Regions from separate parts of the Homo sapiens genome. Here region 1 is linked to region 2. A link is an interaction called in ENCODE POLR2A ChIA-PET data of the cell type or tissue named here. Cell type or tissue: OCI-LY7. All regions are shown on one strand. Region 1 overlaps SP110 (SP110 nuclear body protein). Region 2 overlaps LOC107985995 (a long non-coding RNA gene).

Evidence for each region. Peaks named below come from ENCODE experiments on the same cell type or tissue, not always from the same donor. Only the 100,000 strongest peaks of a DNase experiment are listed, where the experiment ranks them.
Region 1: POLR2A ChIA-PET joins it to region 2 with 12 read pairs; 5 of 35 experiments call an interaction of 5 or more read pairs at or near these places.

Annotation. Positions count from the first base shown.
Region 1 is chr2:230,211,781-230,214,280 of GRCh38, forward strand. SP110 (SP110 nuclear body protein) reads right to left here. Exons shown (of 19, transcript NM_080424.4): 4 at 981-1,247; 5 at 567-650. It also overlaps a transcript of SP140 not described here. Among named protein-coding and RNA genes, the nearest start is that of SP110, 7.0 kb to the right of the region's middle. In OCI-LY7, no CTCF peak of the experiment used is centred here; no DNase peak of the experiment used is centred here.
Region 2 is chr2:230,069,631-230,072,130 of GRCh38, forward strand. The region is part of intron 1 of LOC107985995 (a long non-coding RNA gene); the gene reads left to right. Among named protein-coding and RNA genes, the nearest start is that of SLC16A14, 2.0 kb to the left of the region's middle. In OCI-LY7, no CTCF peak of the experiment used is centred here; no DNase peak of the experiment used is centred here.

The DNA of each region.
Region 1 (2,500 bases), 140 kb after region 2:
TAGGTATTAGAGGAGTGGATGCAATATTATTTGGATCGAAGAGGACCCCTCTTCTCAGTACTGGAGAGCTCAGAATCCATGGTATCATTTTTGACAATGCCCAATATCATACCATTCTTACGTTTAATGTAATCAAACTCCATTATGATGATGGTTTGGGGAGGACAAGTGATACAATTTGAGAAGCTAAATATTAGGTCTAGCAGACCTTTAAACATTTTATCATCTTTTCTAGTAATTTTGATAACATTGTTCTTAGAATCCAAACCATATAAAAATGAAGAATGTTGAAACTCTAAGGCCCCCATAATCAGGTGGGGGTGAGGAATCAGCTAAGGGTCACTAGTGTGAGTGTTACGCAGGTTACTTGTCAATTCAGAATGGTGTTTTGGTTGTTGGTTTGTTTTGCATTGCTGCGTTGGTGAATTGGCCCCTTCTGTTTCTTTTCCTTTGTATTGCTCAGTTCTTTTTCCCAGGGTTCCCACCATAGCCTCTTGGTTGGCAGACGCATGTTCTCCCTTCACAGTCACCTTGAGCTAAGCGGTATCAGCCCCAGTCAGTGTTACCTTGCACAGTGCTAGTGAGGAGGCTGGGCATCTCTTCTGAGTCTTCTTCCGCATTCATTTTGGATGTTAACTTGTCATTGGTCACTGAAGGAGGAAAGGAAATTATTACAGATTGCAGGGACTGGATGTCAGGGAGAAGAGTGAATGTTAAAAGTGCCTGGGGCAGATAGAGCATCAAGGCACAAGGGCAGAGGGTTGGAATGTCCCGGGAGTGGGAAGCAGGTGTTCTGGACTCTAGGTCTTACCCACCCCCCGGCAGTGCTCATAATCCCTCTTGAAAAGGGTTGTGTTTGGGTAGATGGGTGCAAGAGAAGAACTAGGACAATAAAAGTCAAGATGCTGGGATTGGCGGCAACATGGCACAGGCACCTTAGGCTGAGGATATACAGGTGTTGGATGGGATCTGTTTCTCACCTGAAGTGCTTCTTCCTTCCTGGATGAGTGCAGGGAGAGGCAGGACAGGGTCAGATGGGCTGGGCGACTCACTCAGGATCTCATCGCTTTGCTGGGAGGATGTTCCAGGCTCACTGACTCTTGGCGCACAGGGTGAACAGCTTGGTTGAGGGGGTTGTGGTGGGGGCAGCGCCAGTGGGGTATGGAGGGAGCTTCCTTCTGCTAGGCCAGTTGGGGCTTCAAGTAGGATTGGTGTGTCTCTGCTCTGCCATTCATAGGAAGCACCAACTGGGATTGGTGAAGGGACACACATCAGTACCCTGGAGACTCAGAATTACTTGGGGAAGGGGATTTCTTAATACATGCCTTCCAATAGGATGGGGGCATGGAGCTATTCATTGTCCCCCAGGTGCAGAGAACTGATTCATTGTCATCATTATCCATTTGTGGCCCCTTAATATTTTATTTATCTGGTTTGGGCATTGAGTGCTACAATAAGTGCATCTAAGCCCTGATCTAATACCAAAATGGTTTCACACATAAAAGTTGAGTTTGGGTTTGTACCCAGGGGTTTAACTTTTCTTTAATCTTGGTGTCATATAATTTAGTCAATAATGAACATGCTATAGTTTTAAAAGAGGTCTCTGTTTTAATAAATAAACAGATCATACTTCCCCGAAGCAAATAAGAGAAAATAAAAATTCCTTAGCAGGGTGTATTAGGACATTTATATTCTGGTTTCTGCTCATTTCTGCAGAGTCAGCTTCTGTGCCTTCTATTGTACCCTGTGATCTGGTCACACCCAGCTTTCTCTCCCATCCACAATACCCCAGACCCTTGGCTTTCTGCATGCTATTCCCTTGCATGGCTAGTGCTGGGTTTCTCTTAAGATTCTTCTCCATCATTTATTTCAGAAGTAAATGGTCTCAACCAGTGAATGGAAAAAGGAAAGTAACTTCAAATTTTGGAAAGGGATTCAGAACAAAATCATCAGGTTGAAGATCCCGGAAGATGACTGAAGCTCAGCCAGGTCAGGGGCACATCAGTGTGTGGGTCCCCATGGTTCTCAGATGTTCTTACCATAGCCTTTAAGGCCATGCCTCTCCTAGTATTGCCCAGATGCTGCCAGGACAGTGGGCCCTCTGTAGCTGCCCCTACCTGGAGGTGGACTTGCCCCTTTCACTGTCCATGTAGCTCAAGAAATCATCTCTCCCTTCAGGGGGAAGCCTTTTGATGGTGAAGTGTCAGAGAGCAAAGGAGGAACTGTCAACAATGGTGATTCCACTAATGAAAATATCCAATGTGAGCTGGTGGTCCTTTGCTTGTTGTTCTGAGGTAAGTGAACATGTGATTTGGCCACAGTGTTTTACTTCCAACCTAAAATGACTTTACTGCCTCTCTCTTTCCCTGGCTGATTTCTTCCCAACTCTGCCACTGTTCTTTTTCCTACTCCTTTATTTATCCAGTCTCTTTTCTTTCTCTACGTACTTCATGATCCATTCTTTCTCAGACCCTCTCTTTCTGTGGCTATGTTTGCGATT
Region 2 (2,500 bases):
CATACTAGGCTGAGATCATGGTGTTGGCCACCTTGAAGGCTGTGTTCCTTCTCGTGGCTGTAGGGGAGAGCCACCAGCTTCTGCAGGCCGCCCACATTCCTTGGCTGGTGGCTCTTCCTCCATCTTCAAAGCCAGCACTGCTGCGTCATTTTGTCTTCTTTCCATACTCACATTGCCTTGTCTCCCCTTTTCTGCCCCCACCCCTGTCCACTTTTAAGGACCCTGGGGATTACATTGAGTCCAATGAGATAATCCAGATAATCTCTCTATTTTAAGGTCAGCTGATTAGCAACCTTAATTCCATCTGCAACCTTAATTCCCCTCTTGCCATGTAAGGTAACAAATTCACATGTTCCAGGGATTAGGATGTGGACATCTTTGGGAGACCATTATTCTGCCTACCACAGATTTCCTTCTTTCTTCTTTTCCTTTTTCTTTTCTTCCTTCTTTTTCGTTTCTTTGAAAAAAAATTCACATGTATTTCACATTGCCTTCCTCGGTCACCCAAGCTGGAGTGCAGTAGCATGATCACAGCTCATTGCAGCCTCAACCTCCTGGGCTCAGGTGATCCTCCCACCTCAGCCTCCTGAGTAGCTGGGACTACAGGCACACGCCACCATGCCTGGCTAATTTTTTTGACTTTTTATAGAGACGGAGTCTCATTATATTGCCCAGACTGGTCTTGACCTTTTGGACTCAAGTGATCTGGCTGCCTCACCCTCCCAAAGTGCTGGGATTACAGGCATGAGCCGCTGCACCCGGCCTATATTGCTATTTCTTATATCAATTCTGTCTCTCTTTTTTTTTTTTTTTTTTTTTGAGATGGAATCTCACTCTGTCACCCAGGCTAGAGTGCAGTGGCAATCTTGGCTCACTACAACATCTGCTTCCCAGGTTCAAGCAATTCTCCTGCCTCAGCATCCCAAGTAGCTGGGGTTATAGGAGCGTGCCACCATGCCCAGCTAATCTTATATCAACTCTTGATTTAAAAATTATTGAGGCTGGGCACAGTGGCTCACGCCTGTAATCCCAGCACTTTGGAAGGCCAAGGCGGGTGGATCACTTGAGGCTAGGAGTTCAAGACCAGCTTGGCCAACATGGTGAAACCCCGTCTCTACTAAAAACACAAAAATTAGCTGGGTGTGGTGGCGCCTGCCTGTAATTCCAGCTGCTTGGGAGGCTGAGGCACGATATTGCTTGAATCTGGGAGGCGAGAATCGCTTGAACCTTGAGCTGAGATCGTGCCTCTGCATTCCAGCCTAGGCAACAGAGTGAGACTCTGTCTCAAAAAAAAAAAAGAAAAAAAAATTTTGAGAAAATTGTGAGAAATTGTGGCCAAGTGAGGGCATTTTGATGAGGTGCTAGGCTTCAGTGGTTTACATATCTTACTTTTGCTGATAAGAACACGGGCAACTGGATGGTTAGTGTTCCCTTGGGCGGTGCCTCTCATATCCACTCATTTCAAGCAGGCTTTTGACAGCAAGATTAGGGTTCCTGACAAGCACTTCAATTGCCGATGATCCATTTTGTTGGAAAAGAAGTCTGTAAGATTTTTAAGTCTGTTTTTTTTTTCTCTGAAAACTTGCCCACTTATGGAGGTATGATGGATCTCATATGAACTGTGCATATTTAGTGTCCAATTTGATGAGTTTCAGCATATGGAGGTAGGATGGATCTCGTATGAACTATGCATATTTAGTGTACAATTCGATGAGTTACAGCACGTCTATGGAACTACCACCTCAATCAAATGACTCCAAAATTTTCCTTGTGCTGCTTTGTAATCCTTGTCCCACCTCCACACACCCAGGCAGTCTTTAATTGGCTCTCTGAGAAGCTTCTACTCTGGACCATGAAGGCTTTTCTGATCAATTATTTTGTCTTCATAAGTTTCACTGCTCTTACCTGTCTGTTGGTCTCTCAGTGACACAGGTGGATTGAGGACAGGCCCAAAGCAAAGAGGACTGTGACCCATAAGTTGGTATGTCTGGGTTAAATAAATAGAAATCCACTATCAGGCCAGGCGCAGTGGCTCATGCCTGTAATCCCAGCACTTTGGGAGTCCGAGGTGGGCGGATCGCCTGAGGTCGGGAGCTTGAGACCAGCCTGGCCAACACGGTGAAAACCCATTTCTACTAAAAATACAAAAATTAGCAGGGCGTAGTGGTGGGTGCCTGTAATCCCAGCTACTCAGGAGGTTGAGGCAGGAGAATTGCTTGAACCCAGGAGACGGAGGTTGAAGTGAGACAAGATAGCGCCATTGCACTCCAGCCTGGGTGACACAGCGACACTCTGTCTCAAAAAAAAAAAAAATCCATCTTCAATTAGAATGTAAAATATAAGCGCTAAACTCTTTTCATGTATCTGAAGTAGAGAAACCTGACATTCTCCCTTGATTTTTAGGCAAATTATATATTTTCTCTCAATAGCAATCTTACCTTTAATTGAATTGCATTAGCTAACAACCTTACATCTTAAGAATGTAAACTAATTCACATGC